Linked DNA regions of Mus musculus: region 2 is linked to region 1. The links are chromatin loops, found by intact Hi-C in ENCODE. Cell type or tissue: left cerebral cortex. All regions are shown on one strand.

Region 1 (8,000 bases):
AAGTAAACTTTGACTGAACCGTGTGCTCCAGCAGGTCAGGGCCCCATCTGAACTTACGTTGCTAACAGCTGTGCTTCTGGTATCTTGTGTAGTATCTGGGACAGAGTAGATGCTAAGTATTTGGTAAGTCAATGCTCTGAGTCAATATATCAGGCTTCATGCTATTCTTTGGAAGGGAGAATTGGGAACTATAGTTTAAATGGTGAATGAATAGAGACTTCCTAGAGGTCTCCATAAATAATAGCAAGAAGTAGAAGAGATCGCAGGTGAATCTGAGCCTGAGTCCCTAGTTTTGATGGTCTTTCCCCAAACACGCCTACAGAGCCATTCTGCCTTCTACCTCTGTGGTGTGCATCTTGATTCCTTATGACCCGCATGAATGCCCTTGTGGAAATGCTACACTAGATTCATCCTGTTCTCAACAGAATAAAGAACACTTAAGGAGTTTGGGGTTGGGGAGTGGGCGTGTCTCTAGACTCCAATATGGGAACAGAGTCAAGAAACAGCGTACTGTCTTTGACCCCCCAAGTGTGAGAGACTATATTGTTATTTCTTTAAGATTTCTTTAAGATTCCCTCGGCCTTGGCACAGCATTCTCTTGCAGATTGCTTTAGCCTTCAGAAAGGGGCAGTTACAGCTATTCTAATAAGCATCTTCTCACCACAAACGTCTCTAAACAGCCCCAGAGTCTTCTACCCAGGGTTAAGAAAGAATACCAGAAAATAACAGAACCAAAAACAACTGCACAATCCTGATGGCTTGATTCTTTCTTCTCTGCCCTTGGATAGCTATTATCTTGGAATCCTCAGATAAGAAACAAGAACTACCTCCTCTCCTAGACTTACTAGGACCTCCACCCCTTTCATCCACCCACCCACACAGGATCAGCTTAGAACTGGAAGGGCATCCTAGTTTGAAAACAAGGTTAGCTGGGTAGGGAGCCTACTAAGTTCTAACTCAGCCCAAGGGCCTTCTTTACATCCACAGAACCAACTGTTCCCTGGAGATTTTCCGGTTCCCAAAGAATCCGGCAGTGACATCAAGGTAGGGAAAAGTCCTGCAGCATCTCTCAGTTTAACACTGTACAAAGCCCATCTGTTTCAGCGTCACAAACCGTAGAAGACACTTGTCTCCAGCTGCACGGCAATTGATTATCCAGCAAACGGAGATTGTCATACTTCCCACTGTGGTTCACCTTGGCTACTGTAACAGGCGGGTTCCTTACCTAGGAAACCACAAAGCCTACCTGTCAGTTTGGGAGCCGAAGGCCCAAGGGAAGAAGCTATTCTGGGCCACCCTGACTAACACAGAGGGAAGAGACGTGGGGAGCCCTCAAGCTTCAGGAGTTGGAGAGCACAGGTTGGCTCCAGCAGAGAGCAAGGCATCCATTACCTATTGGTTCCTGGCCTATCACGCCTCGTTTTAGATCTTACTAGCACAGGCCCCAAGGTGGGTTAAGCAATGAACATGGCCTCTACATTCTTTCCTCTCTATTCTCTAGGCCAGCTGGCTAGGCCTCTGACTTTCCTACCCATATGCTGACAGCAATGACAGTCAGGTAGCCTCAGGGCAATGGCCAGGAGGCACCTTCTTCTTTAGGCCATGCCTCCATAAACTGGCATCGCCCTCCCCCTTCCATCCCCTCGGCGCCGGCATCGATGACATCATTCCTGCCTGACTCCAGGACCACGGACCGGAGGCAGGATCCCCGCCCAGCAAAGACTCCAAACACGTAGGCCTAAGATGATAGGGGCTCTTCCGAATTCCGAACCGGTCGGCACGGCCCACTTCAGCACAGCTCCACCTCTTATCCTGGAGATACCTTCCCATGGACACCCTTGAGTCTCCATCTCGCCACCGCAAACTCTTCCCCTTCCCGATGCCCCCAGATCGAAATGGGGCTCCTCTCTCGAGAGGAAGGAAATTCCCAGGTTCTGCAATGAACCTCTGCCCCCATCAAGGCCTGGTTCCTGCTCAGCTTTGCTATATTTATCTAAAGGACCGGCGGGCAGGCCTCTCCTTTTCTAAAGGCCTATTTCCTTTCCTCCTTAGACTGATCTGCTGGCCTCCTCCCTCGCCCTGAGCATCACAGGCCTCGGGGAGCTAAACGCCTTTCTCATCCGACCCCCCGGGCTTGCTGCCAAAGATGCTCTGTGACATCCTCCTAAATTGCCCTCCACTAGAGGTGTGCACTAGAGTGCCTCCCTTGGTCCTATCCGACGGCGTTCTGCATCTGCTGACCGTGCCCTCCGCCCTTTCAGGTCCTTCGCTCGCACCGCTGGTAATCTCCCACGGTTTTCTCGCTCTGCAAATCTCCCTCCCCCGGCAAAGCGTTTTCAGGACTCCCTCTACCTTATCAGATGGCGCCCCCTCGCACAATCCCCACGGCCTAGTTCCTTCCCTCCCCTCCAGCGGCGCCCCTCCCGGCCCTGGCCTCTCCGCCGCCCGCCCCCTCACCAGCGGCTGCATCTCCGAGTGCGCGGTGGGCACCTGGAACCGGTCGATCTCCTCCATCATGGTGCCGGCGGGCGAGCGGGCCAGGGGCCGGGCGCGGCCAGGGACGCCGATGGGACCGCGCGGGGCGGCGGCCCCAGAAGCCCGGCAGATTATGCAGACTAGGCCGCCCTGGACCGGTCGGGCGGATAGGCGGATGGAAGGATGGATAGGCGGCGAGAGGCTCGCGGGATGACTGAGACCGGCGTAGCTCCGTGGGGTTGCCTAGAGCTACCGCGGCAGTAGCCCCGCGGAGCCGCAGGTCTTGCCTCGCCTCCTCCTCCGCCGCCGCCTCCTGTCAGCAGCTCAGCCACTGCGGTGACTCTGCAACTCCACTTCCGGGTCCGGGACACCGCCCGGATCCTGCATTATTCATGAGAAGGCGGTGTCTGGGTGCCCCAGCCCTTCCCACTTGCGGGAGCTCCTTGCGCGGAGGGCGGACTTATCTTTCTCTGCGGAGGCGGGGCTTAGCGGGGCCAGAGGATCCCTGCGCGCCCAAGTTCCGCCTCCTCCCCGTGTCCGGAGGGGGCGCTAGGTGCGCCTGCGCACCCGGTGCCTGTCGGTTGCTGGGTAACCGCGTCAGGGAGGAGCTGATGCTGTTCTACAAGGGCGCGAGGACCCACAACGTCAGCTGTCCCCGAAGAACCCTGGTGACTGGGAATTGAAGTGGAAGAGAGTCTGCACTTCCTGTGTGTGGTCAAGAAGGAGAAACTACTCCCCAGGAGAGGAAGCGTTTTGTAGGTTTTTCAGGGTGTGAGGTGCTTTCTATTCTTGCGGCAATGCCCTCGAAACAGATTCGTAAGCAGGTAATGTCTTACTGTGGCCTGCTGTCTTCTGAAGACCTCTGACCTTAACCGCCAGTTATTTCCTGTTGACCTCCAACCTCTCTTTCTTGTGACTCCTGGTTTGTGTTCCCACTGACCTGATTCTCCTGTTCTTTCTCACAAATCCTGCCCTCCTCTCCCAAATTTTCCTGAACCCACAGTCATTTTACTTTTAACCGAATCTGGTTTTTTCTTATTACTTCCATCTCTTCACAGACCCATCTTGTCTTGTCTTCGCCCTTAATCTCCCAACACTCCACTGAGTCCCTTCCTCATTCCCCTCTCATTCTTGTCCCAGTGGATTTTTTTATTCAACACTGCAGCATGGTCACTGCAGAGCTAAGTAAGTGGGGACATTTGCCATGTGGGAACTCAGAGAGGGGGCATGAGAACTGCACAGGAGACACGGAATAGAACAGATCGTGTGCAGGAATTTGGAGCAAGAAGTCAGAGAGGAAGAAAAAAAGACCCTTTTTCTAACCATGTTCCCTGCCCTCCAACACAAGTTTCCTTCTTATAAGACCCTCATTCACTTAGCCTTGTGAACGTTATGTTTCTGTCACCTGGCAATATGTTATCCCTTCTCACAGGAGAGTTGAATTACTCCCCAAATCACCACACATGATAAGCTAGTCTCAGGTTCTCAAGGAGCATTCTGCGATATAAAAGAATGACTCTTTCTGTCCTATAGAAATTGCTTTTATTTCCTAACGTCTAGCAGAGCATCTACTTTAAAAACAAACAAACAAACAAACAAACAAACAAAATGCTTTTCTATACTTAAGCCTAGGTATATTGAGGTTTGGAGAGCAAATCTGTGCCCATGATATCTAAGACTTCACATATTTTGGTAGAGGTTCTTGTATATCAACTTTGTGCCTTCTGCTTCTTTGACACGTGTCATCTACAGCTGAAGAACCGATCAGTCTTAGAGCTCTGTAGGCATTGAGAGGCTGTCTCTCCTTGTATTTATTGGTCATGCCCTGGTTTTATGTTGAGGCGGAATTGTGATTTGAAACTCTTGTTCTGTGCTCAAGGCAGCAGACCCTTAATTTATAGGCAGTTTGTTTTAAGTTGACATTACCAAGGTCAAGCTAGTTAGATATAATAAAACAGACCCTTTTGTATGCTTCAGGTTTTGATAGAATTGTTATGCGAATACAATGAAAACATAGAATATGTCCTCAATTACAAGAAATTCCCTGTGCCTTAGTCCAGTTGAGGTCTCCCTCCCTCCTGCCCCCTCAGCACTGGTCTGCTTTCTCTCACCACAGATGATTTGCTTTCCTGGCAGGTTATAGTTTAAACAGAATGAGTTTCTCCAGTCTCCTCAGGCGAAACACCAGTGACAGCTACATTGAAAGCAGAAAGAGGTGACAACAGAGAGGAAGGCGAGAAAACCTAGGCCAATGGGCCCGGCACATCTGCTGGAGGGAAGGGGTATTTTAGTACAATATAAATACTAGTGTGTTGTAAGGAAAGGCTAGGTTGTGCTTATCATGGTCTTGTCTCCCTGAGATTCAATTTAGATCAATACTAAGCACTAAAGTGTGGGATAAGCGGGGCATGCTTGCGACATTGTCTCTGTCTTCCTTTATAACAGAGCAGAAGTGTGAAGGCCTTACTCCTGGGGCTGAAGGGCAGAAAGGCATGCATGTGGGGGCAGTAGAGAGGCGTCGGAGAGGAAGGAGGACAGTGGGACTTAGAAGCTCATCCTGGTAAGGAAAGGAAAGGAAAGGAAAGGAAAGGAAAGGAAAGGAAAGGAAAGGAAAGGAAAGGAAAGGAAAGGAAAGGAAAGGAAAGGAAAGGTCAGGATTGGGACAGGACGGTGAGAAGCTTAAACTATTTGCTCCTGTCACTCTGATGAACAGATCTTTTAGTGCTTTTGAAGTTCTCTCTTCTCTCTCTGCCTGTCTCTGTCTCTCTCTCTCTCTGTCTCTCTGTCTCTGTCTCTGTCTCTGTCTCTCTCTCTCTCTCTCTCTCTCTCTGTGTGTGTGTGTGTGTGTGTGTGTGTGTGTGTGTGTGAGAGAGAGAGAGAGAGAGAGAGAGAGAGAGAGAGGAGGTGGCTGCTGAGACCAGAGGCATCAGATACTTCTGGAGCTAGAATTATAGATGGTAGTTAGCCACCCAAAGTAGACCCTGGGGATCAAACTCCGGTCTCCTGCAAGAGCAGTGTGTGCTCTTAATGGCCAAATCACCTCCCCAGATCTGCTATGTATGCTATGTAATATTTTCTTGTGCCCTCAAAGTCTCAAAAGTCTAACTGGGTTCATAGGGCCCAGATGTCCCTGAATGGCCCTGTCATCACTACCCAGTCTACTTCAGGCCTTTCCATTAACTTTGTGAAAACTCTCCCACCAGCACTCTGACATGCTCTCTCCCTCTAGAGAGATATCCACAACAGCTTTCTGCTCTAGGCCCTGAAAATGCTCCTGCTTCGTGGCCTTTCCTGTCTACCCCCATCTGCTTCACCTTACCCTGCCCTAAATTTCCTTTTTCTTTCTTGTGTGTCTGTTGAGTTTCAACATAGCATTCATATTTTCCTATAAAAGACTAAGCCCACTTTCTGAAAACAGAACAGGGTGACATGCCTGCCACTGCGTAAACTTTGTTGTAGCAATGATCAAATCTGGATTCTTGTTCATTGTTGATCTCTGTAACTTGGATAAAACCTTGCATATATTTAATTATGAAAAGGAGTTGGTTGAATATTAATCTGAATGCATGATCTTTGGGAGTTTTCATCTGAGTGTGTTTGTTGGGTAGGCAGGAGAATGTGCCTGGGATGGGAGTCATAGCAGGGAGCTTAGTGGGGCCTGGCAAAAAGGAGATGCGTGTGTAACATGTTCTTCTGGGTTTGTCTCTGTGTGGCTGCTCTCACTGCAGGGCTCTGTGCATCTGTGGCTTAGGAGACTAAGAGGTCACCAGATCCTCCTGAGGTAGCCTCTCCAGCTTATGCAGTAACTGCAGATGGACTGTCTACTCTGTGCCAGGTGCTGCCCTAGGCACTGGTGACACAGAAAGAAGTGACACAAATTAAATCCTTGCTCTCAGGGACCTTATCTTCCACGTGAAGGTAACTTGTCAAGAGAGGACTAAGTAAGTCAAGTGCATGGTGCATTAGGAGATAGTAGGTGCCAGAGGAAAGACAAACCAGGGTGATGTCGTTGGGCATTTAGTGGGCCAAGTGATTATAAATTAAATAAGAAACTCAGAAAGAGCCTCACAGAGGTGAGAACAGAGCAAGGGATTTCAGGAAAGGCAGGAGGTTGGCTGGGATGGGGGGAGGAGGGAGGAGGGAGGGAGACCCTCCAGAAGGATGGCATATCAAGTGTAAACTCCCGAGGCTGGGGCCCACTCCTTGTGTTCTGGATTGGCAAGGAAGGGAGACAAGTAGTAGGCAATAAGGTCGGGGAGGTGCCTCTGGCCTGTCTTGCCTTTACCACCCCCCCCCCAAGAGTTAATCAAATAACTCACACCACATTAAATCGGTCATGATGAAAACTCCATGAATCATAATTTGTAATTAAAATGCATGACTGCCAGGCACCATAAACCATGACCAGCTCCAAACATCACTGGTAAGTGCCCCAGTAACAAAGCGTCCTTCCTAAAAACGGTGAGCATGCCAGCTAACTGTGTGTTATGTGCAGGGGCTTTGCAGCGTTGCCAAACATTGCCTGGCAGCCAGACTTCTTAGTAGAAAACCAAATTAGAGTCTTCTGTGAACTCCAGTTAAGAGCTAATTTTAGTTTATGACTAACAAATTTTAGTACCCTTTATAACTCAGTTGGTTATCATTAAAAGGGAGGGAAAAAAAGTCTGTGATTTTTGCACCATTTGCTTATAAAAGCCCAAGAAAAGGGACTTCAACTTTGTGCCCTTACAAGAAACCCTCCTGGGGTGACACTCTCAGAGATAGTGATCTAGATGAAAGGTGACCAGGCAGGGGGGAAGGCAAGAAGAGAGCATTAGGTAACCAAGAATCCTCTTCTTAGGCTTTTCACCTCATCCCTGTAAATCTCTCTCAATTAAACCACTCCCACTCCCAAGCCCAGTCTATGAACCTACTCTACCCAATACGCTGCAAAAGCCTTGTAAGCACTCATCCCCACCTGCCCACACCCTTGCGAAGTCATTCTCTACAGAGCATCCACAAAACAAAACAAAACAAAACAAAAATCAAAAAACCATTTTTCCCCTCATCAAGCATTAGCACACAGCAAAACCTTGCTTTAAAAAACAAAAATCTGGGCCAATGAGATGTGAGAAAGGAGCTTGCTATCAAGTCCAAAGACTTGAATTCTACCATGAGAACCCACATGGTAGGAGAAACCAATTTCCAGAGGTTGTCCTCTGACCTCCTGAGCATGTAGTGGCCATAAACATGAGTGCATACATGCACACACACACACACACACACACACACACACACACACTTGCACGAGAGCACACACACAAGTACATGAATAAATAAATGTAATTTGAAACAACAACAACAAAAAAAAAACCCAAATCTTTCAAAGTGCCAGTCTAATGAGGCTGTCCCCCATCAGAAGTCTTCAGTGGCTCCCACTGTTTTTTGTTTTGTTTTGTTGCTTTTTGTTTTTTGTTTTTGTTTTTGTTTTTTTGCTCTCACTGTTTTTTAAAGCCTGCTTTTTTAAAGTCTTCAAGTCTTCACTC
Region 2 (8,000 bases), 69 kb after region 1:
ACAGCAGTTCGGGGTAGGGACTGGGGCTTGTCTTGTCCAGCTACATTCTTTTCCCCCAAGTGTCCCTACCCAGCCAGGGACTGTGCCCCATCCTTTGGACACTGGCATAGACTATTCTCCACCATGGCCAGGGAGGCACAGGCTAGAAGTGTGGATGGCCCTGTAATTGTAGCCAGCTGGGGGAGGGGGTGGACTTGGCTATAAATACTCAGAAGGCTGCTAAGCGCCTGCAGCTGTGGCCCACAGGCTGTGGTGGGCTTTGGGGGTTGGGGGAAGTCAGGCATGGTCTAAATCTCTTTGCTGAGCCCAGCTCCTTGGCCTCAGGAGGAAGAAAGGCAGCAGCAAATTTTGTGGAACAGATAAAATCTGTTCTTAATTTAATGAGGGGCAGGCTTAAGATGGCAGAGTGGACAGCCCCCCTGGGAGGGTGATGACCACTCTTGGGAGGGAGGCATAGCCCTGACTCCATGAGCGTGGTAGATATGAACGTCCTACCCAGCGCTATGCTGGGAGGCAAGATTTATCACAGTTCCATCTCCTCACACAGCAAGGGTCAGCTGTGGAACTCTGGGAATCTGGAAACCTAAATCGCCAAGGATCTGAGCAAGGACAGTTTGGGGCTAGTTCTTGGGAGGATTAGAAGTTCCTGTGAGACTGCCGTCTGACCCTGTCAGCAGTCAAGTGATTCATACCAAAGGAAGTCCTCTGGACATCCCTACAGTCCTCCCTCCGGGAGCTGCAGATTTCCTGCCCTTCCCAAGAGGACTTACCTCAGACGCTCAGACCTCTCTCCCAGTGAACTTCCCCCAATACTGTCAGAAGTCAAAAACCATCTTTCCCTTCCTCATGTACAGATGGGGAAATGAGGCTCAGAAAGCCAAGGGACTTGTCCAGCCTTATGGGAAGCTAATGACAGCAGTGGAAGTAAAAATCAGGTCTCTTTAAGTTCCGAGGGACAGGGTAAAGCTGAGAAATGGCTTAATTACGGAGAGAAAATGGGGAGAGAGGAAACGATGACTCTCCTGTGCCTCTCCGACTGGAGCTGTAAGCTGGGTAGAGGCAAAGGCTGCAGGAGTGGAGCAGCCCTGGGAGCAGGGGAAGGGCTCAAGGCCAGAGGAAACTGGAGCTCCACTGAGTAGCAGCAGCTAGACTGGGCCCACTGGCTCTGCACCCTCCCCTTACCTTATACCCCAGCAGGTGTAGCTGGGGCAGGTGCCAGAAAGCAGTGGGCACAGGTGGCAGAGAACAGGGGGAAGGGAGCAGATGGCAGCTGCCCAGCCTGTCTCAGCACAGCCCATATCTCACTGGCTGGACAGTAGCTAGACTTTGACTGATGTGGCCTGCCTCCGAATTGTAAGGCCTGTGGGCCAAACGTACCTGTGTCCAAAATTCCATTTTCTCAGGGCCCAACTTATCAATGGAAACACTAGAATGCTTTGCAGGTGGGAGCAAGGGTCTAAGAGATAGTCCCCAGCACATGGCGTCACAGAAAATCCTGTGTACTTTCCCCTGTTTGTTCTGGTTACATGACACATCAAGTCTGGCACCCCTCCCGAACCCTAACCTGAAGGTGTGAGGACACCTGTGGCCATGTCCACACTACTCTCTCTCCCAGTAGCACACATCTCTCCCCTCCCTACCGGACCCATCCTGAGTGATCCTAACATGCAGCTCCTGCCTCTCCCCAGAGCCTTTAGCTGTGATGGCGACCTCTGAGGGACTGGGGATAAGCGCCTTTCCCCACTCCTTCCTGCACCTAGTGCTTGATTCTTGCTTGGCTGCAGAGATGGCGTTGGAGCCTCCTCACCGACCCTCACCTGGGCCCGAGTCACCTAACCCGCAGTAGGGCGCAGATATTTACTGGGCAGGGGACGGCCAGGGAACAGCAGGTTGGGAGGGAGAGCCTGTGGCAGCTCCCCCAAAGCAGCAGTACTCTGTACCTGTTCCCACTGGTGTTCACCCTCTTTTCAGGAGAAGAAGGGGCAGGAAGTGCAGAAGGGGCCAGCTGTGGAGATCGCAAAATTGGACAAACTGCTAAACCTCGTGAGGGAAGTAAAAACCAAAACCTGAGAGTCTGGCCCAGACCCTGCTCCGTGTTCTGAACCCAATACAAGCAAGGACGTGCCTCACCCTGACCAATCCCAGTATTTGCTTTTCTCATTCTGGCTCTTAAGGGCATGCCACCTTTCTCCATGGCCCTCAGCCTCCATTATACCCTCTTTGCACAAATAAAGGCCAGCTGGACACTCACCTCCTACCTTTATTTGTTTTCTGTTCTACCACACAGCCCCTAAAAAAAGAAATCTCGGGGCAAGCCATAGTTCCATTTATTACCCAACAAACAGTGGGAGGACCAGAGAAGGGGCCCAGCCTGGACACCCTCCCATTATTGCCATGGGGTTCCCGTTTGCTCCCCAACCTAGGGAGCCCAGATGTGCTGAGCCTAGGGAAGGCATGGACTCAGCCCTTGGCCCTTGGGATGGAGCAGAGTCCAGATGGCCCTGGCCCTAGCACCAACTCCTAACCCCCCCTCCAGGCCTTTCTCTCTAGGGCCACTCAGGCCTCTCTTGGAGCCAGGCTGGCTACAATCTAGGCTGCTGGGTCCAGTGTCAAATCGACTGGACCCCAGGCCGACTGACTTCTTGGATCCGATTCCACGCTCTGACTCAGGTATACTCAGGTCCAGGACTCCAGGCTAGGCCAGAGCCCTTCAGGGCTGCAGCAGGTAGCTGCCTTCATGGCTGGGCTTCTGGGGTGGTGGCGCCTTCTCAGGACAGGGGCCAGGGCTGGAGTTGGGACTGGATTCCGAGAGAGAATCGACGTCAGCAGATCGAGAATGGCAGGCCCAGCAGAGAATGACCCAGAGCAGTAGCAGCAAGAAGCCTACGAGGCCATTGCAGACGATGGCGATGAGAGCCCCTTGGGAGATGGCTGCCCCCATGACAGACAGCACCCTCAGGCCAGCGCAGACAGTGGAGCTGCCTCAGCGGCAAGGCCCATGCCGAGGCACAACTCTGGGGTGGCCAACCATCCAAGGTGGCTGTCCTGTCCACACACAGCGACTTCTTGGCAGGGAAGATGCCCACCTGCAGTCCTGGGCCTGAGGAAGTACAGAGGAAAGTAGACGGAGGTGAGGAGGAAGAAGTGGGCTGAAGCCTAGGGGGACAGCTTCCATCTTTGGCCTCAGGCAGAGAGCAGTGAGTCCCAGCAGTCTCAGGTACCCCACAAAGCCAGCACCTCCGCCCTCAGGCCTGGCTCTGAGCCCCTGGGTGCTGTGGTGCAGCCAGAGTGGGGAAGCTATAGTAGGCAGGCAGCCTCTTTCTCATTCTCCTCGGAACTGGTGGGTACAGCCTAGCCCTGCCCACCATGCTTCTAGCCCTTCAGATGTGCTGTTGGTGGGCGGGACTGAGGTGGCTTAAGGCCCAGGAGGAAGATTATGACCATGATTGTAGTGGCTAGGGCATCCTCTCCTTTCTGAGGGCTGCAGTCAGCCAGTCCAGGAGACCTGCAGAGGTGCCAGCTCACACAGAGGGAACTTTGTGGAGGCTCTGGCAGGAACGTGTGGGTTCTGTATACCCAAGGCTGTGTGCCTAGGTGTACCTTTCCCTGGGACTTTGCCTCTCTGGATCAGGTGTGTGTCTGAACGTACATCTTCCTGTCCCTCTGTCTCTCGCTGGATCTGCATCCTTGCCTCTGCAAACACACCTCTTTGAAGGTGTGTGGCTGCCTGTCTCTCTGTGTCCCTATCTCTGAGTGTCTTGAGTCTCATTTCTCTACCAGTCTCTCTGTGTATCACTGTCTCTTTTCACGACTGCATGTCCCTTTGCCCTCGGGGACAGGTCTCCATGGGGTCGGTATCGGTGGTTCTGTGCGTCTTGCATGTGTCTCTGCCTTTGTGTCTATCTCTCCTCCAAGCTGTGTGTCTCTCTGTCTCTGTGTGGGTCACTGCCTCTTTATACTCGTCCAAGATCTCTGTTTTTCGACCCTCTGCCCGTAGGGGAGCCCCCCTTACCTGAGTTGAGCCCGGTGCGCGCCCGCGAGAGGGTCCGGGACAACGGGATGCTCAGCGCCGACTGAGGCTCCAGAGCCTGCGGGCGGGGGGCGGCGAGAGGCGGGCAGGGGCGACGTCCACTCCCCGGGCCCTCCCCCTGGGCCGCGCAGCCTCCGCCGGCCGCTCCCGCCGGGGCGCGACCGGGCCGGCCTCTGCCGCGGGCGGTCTGCGGAGAGCGGGCACCTCCTCCCCCTGGGGCGGCGCCTCCTCCGCGGCCGGGGCCGCTAGCTCGCTCGCTCGCTCGCTCTCTCGCTCGGCAGCACTCGGGCGGCGGCGGCAGGAGCGTCGAGGAGTTCGGCTGGGCTCGGCTGCGTTCGGCTGGGCTCGGCTACGGCGGGAGGGAGTCGGCTGAGCTCGGCTGAGCTCGGCGGGCAGCAAAAAACAGCGGAGAGCCCCGCCTCGTGAGTGGCCAGCGGCCTGCGGCCCTTTGGGGGAGGAGCCATCTCTGTGCCGCTGCCGCCGTTCAATTGGCTGTCCGGGCCAAGTTCCCGCGCCATTGGTTGTGCTCTGGGGTGGGACACGACCATCCTGGTGCAGGAGAGAAGGAGGGAGGGGCTTGGGAAGGGTGAGAGGAGGGGTATATAGGGGCCACTTTGTTTTGATCCATCCCTTGAAAAGGTGAAGGGTCAGCCCACCTTTTTGCAGGGATTTCTTGCATCTTCCACACCTGGAATGCACCCCCACATGTGAAGCGTCCACCCCTCCATATCTGAGAGAAGTCTGTTTCTATTATCTGAGAAAGTCCATGTGCCTCCACACCTGACCCTCCTCACCTATCATCTTTCTACATATCCCTCTCCCAGTAGAGTGTAGAGTACCTCATGTCCACTTTACAGCGCCTGTAGATTGCCCCTAGTCCTAATAACAGTGTGATCTCTGGGAATTCATGACCTTTGTTGCGTTTTACTGATTTCTCACCCAGTGTTGGTCACAGGGTTGTGCATGGCTTGCTGGAGGGAACTTGAGACACCTGAAGAATGGCCCAGCTCTGGCTGAACTAGATCCAGACGGCATGGATGGCCTGACTCTCCATCCTAACAGTTCTGAGACCAAGGTAGCTTGGACAGGAGCAGTCAAGTAGGCCTTCCCCTCTCAGACCCTTAAGTAGCAGGGCTCACACATGCAAGGAGCTACATTTCTGGCCCTTTAGTGATTCTTAAGTGTACTTGTGTGTGGCTTCTATCACATATTGTCCATGGACAGTCAGAGACCCATGGCCCCACATCCAGCCTTAACTTCCCTCAGAATACTATACTCACAGCAAAATGCATACTGGAGTCACAGTGGTGTTGGTTCCTGGTTCCACTTTCTAACTCTCTTAAACGAAGCTTTCTTCTCAATAAAACTGTCATAGTAATAGCTACTTCTTAGGTTCTCACTAATTCATTTATACCATACCAACCACATCTCAGCAAATGTCAGCTGACAAGCCAAGACCAGGTGGCTAAGGGGCAGGGCTCCTCCTTCCAAGAAAAGGAGAAAGGGGAGTGTAAAGCCATCTCAAGGGCTGAATCATCTGAAGCTGCTGTGTTAGAGGCTGTCTAAAATAAACTACGGACCCCGTGGAGTTTGTCAGGATGGATTAATTTTAGTTCCCCCCTGTTACCCAGCAGGGTGGGGGTATTGTGAGAGGGATCAGATCAGTTATAGGAAAGAGAGAGACATATGGTCGCACATCTGAGTATAATGCCAGTGAATTTGTGACCTAGCCGCAGGGGTTCAGATTTCATCCTGGAAACAGTGGGGAGTCACTGAAGAATTTTGAGCATCATCGGAGTGATGTGATCATAGCCAGAAATTAGAAGGATGATTTGGGCCATTGGGTGGAAAGGAGTTTTAAAAGCATTTGAGAGTGAAAGATACTCCTACCTTTCACAATGATGAGGGAGTAAAAATACATCCTTGACAGAGCAGAAACACACTGGGGTATTGAGGTACATCAGTAGGCAGAACTCAGAAGGCAGGGCAAGTAAGAAGAGGACATTCTGGGGTAACTGGTTACCAGCTGCAGCACTGTGAGGCAATGCCCCGTGATAAAGAGCCCAGAAGAGGGGATGCTGAGATGCTTCAACCATGATAACCACTTGTCACCACGTCTGATGACCTGAGTTCAATCCCTGGAATCATGATGGTGGAAGGAAGGCAAGACACAACTCCACCAAGCTGTTCCCTGTCCTCCACGCTACACCCTGTAGCACACAGCTGTCCCCACTAGACAAATATAATTTAAACATAAGTTTCAGCAAAGAACTAAGGCCGTAATGTTTGGAGATGTCAAATTTGAGGTAGAATGCTTTAGTAGAGCTGTTTAGCAGACACGGACAAGCAGCTCCAAGGTTCAGGAATGAGGTCCGGTTCCGATTAGTTTTTGCAACAGGGTGAGAGTTAAGTCGGAAAAGTAGGTGAGCTCTCTTAAGGAGTCAGAACTGGCCGAAACATTAGAGCTGCCACACGCCCTGGTCGCCCCACTCTCATATGGTCCACAATCTTCGCCTGGTCCACATGGTGAAAAGAAGACTTCAAACAATTCCAGACATTAAAATCTTATTGTCTAGGACCTAGACTCCAGGTGGTCATGGACAGACTGGTGGAGCGGCCCCTGCTGTCGCTGCCACTTCTTTTAGGATACAGTCTGAGATTCCTCTCAGAAAGTACTCAGATGTGTTTAACTTTGGACGACTCAACAAGTGCTCGAGCCACGGGAGCCAAACGGTTAGCAGGACCCACATGAGAACACCATGGAGTGGGATGCAGGACTTCCAGAAGCCCAGCGCAGGAGCAGCAGAATGGCGAGTAGTCAATATTATCTGCCCGTTGTCTGCCAGACAAAGCCTCACAAACTGCTAGAGTTTAGATCTAGAATGTGTCCCAAAGGGCTGGGTCCCCAGTTTGGCATTGTTAAGAGGTGGTAGGAACTTCAAGAAGCAGGGCCCAGTGGGGAGTGTTGGGCCACTGTGGGGGGGTGCTGCTGGAAGGGGCTGGAGGGCTTAAATCTCTTCTTCTGTTTTTTCTTGTCTGGCAGAAGCAAGCTGGCTTTCCTCTCTTCCTGTCTTGAAGTGCTACCTTGCCACAAGTCAGGAAGTCATGACACCAAAAAAGCTGTGAGCTAAAATAAACCTTTTTACTTTAAAAGTTTTTATTACACTTATGAATGTATGTATGATGTATGTATGTATGTATGTATGTATGTACATGTTCAGGTGTTGAGGTTAAAAGACAACTTTCAGGAGTTGGTTCTCATGGTCCATAGCTGGGTGCTCGAGATGGAAGTCAGATCATCAGGCATGGTAGCAAAAACATTTGCTACCCACTGAGCCATCTTGCCAGCCCCTTTTTCCCTCTCCTATTTAAAAGTTGGGTATTGGCAGGGCATGGGGCTCAGGGCTTTAATCCTAGCACTTGGGAGGCAGAGGCAGAGGCAGGCAGATCTCTATGAGTTCAAGGCTAGTCTGGTCTATAGAGTGAATTCCAAGACAGCCAGAGATACATAATGAGACCCCGTCTCAAGAGACAATTAAGAAAATAGATAAACAAATAAATGTTAAATATCTCAAGTGTTACAGCAACGGGAAGCTCACCTTCTTAGTTACTTCCTGTTGGGATGATAAAGTACCCTGCCAAAGGCAACTCAAAGCTAGAATCTTTTGTTTGTTGTTGTCTTTCAAGACAGAGTTTCTGCCGGGCGCGTGGGGGCACAGGCCTTTAATCCCAGCACTTGGGAGGCAGAGGCAGGCAGATTTCTGAGTTCGAGGCCAGCCTGGTCTACACATGCTTTTAGTCCCAGGGTTATACAGAGAAACCCTGTCTCAACCCCCCCCCCCACCACCAAAAAAAAAGACAGAGTTTCTCTTTGTGTAGCCCTGACTGTCCTGGAACTTGCTCTGTAGACCAGGCTGGCCTCAAGCTCACAGAGATGGGCTTGCCTCTGCCTCCTGAGCACTGGGACTAA

Evidence for each region. A loop is a pair of places that touch in the nucleus more often than their neighbours do. Peaks named below come from ENCODE experiments on the same cell type or tissue, not always from the same donor. Only the 100,000 strongest peaks of a DNase experiment are listed, where the experiment ranks them.
Region 2: a loop joins it to region 1, with 6 times the contacts of the local background. A loop is called at or near these places in 15 of 42 quality-filtered maps.

Annotation. Positions count from the first base shown.
Region 1 is chr4:41,566,720-41,574,719 of GRCm38, forward strand. Fam219a (family with sequence similarity 219, member A) reads right to left here and starts at 2,819. Exons shown (of 6, transcript NM_001159583.2): 1 at 2,458-2,819. The coding sequence starts at 2,517. It overlaps Dnaic1 (dynein, axonemal, intermediate chain 1), which reads left to right and starts at 3,075. Exons shown (of 20, transcript NM_175138.4): 1 at 3,075-3,299. The coding sequence starts at 3,273. In left cerebral cortex, CTCF peaks have their summits at 3,019 and 4,955; DNase peaks (open chromatin) are centred at 1,710, 2,368, 2,926 and 6,980; H3K4me3 peaks cover 2,813 bases; H3K27ac peaks cover 1,975 bases.
Region 2 is chr4:41,635,902-41,643,901 of GRCm38, forward strand. Dnaic1 (dynein, axonemal, intermediate chain 1) reads left to right here. Exons shown (of 20, transcript NM_175138.4): 20 at 1,972-2,257. The coding sequence ends at 2,070. It overlaps Enho (energy homeostasis associated), which reads right to left and starts at 4,401. Exons shown (of 2, transcript NM_027147.1): 1 at 4,013-4,401; 2 at 2,243-3,100. The coding sequence starts at 2,941. The coding sequence ends at 2,711. It overlaps Gm12405 (a long non-coding RNA gene), which reads left to right and starts at 7,074. Exons shown (of 4, transcript XR_001784269.1): 1 at 7,074-7,152. In left cerebral cortex, no CTCF peak of the experiment used is centred here; DNase peaks (open chromatin) are centred at 3,461, 3,782 and 4,446; H3K4me3 peaks cover 1,955 bases; H3K27ac peaks cover 1,852 bases.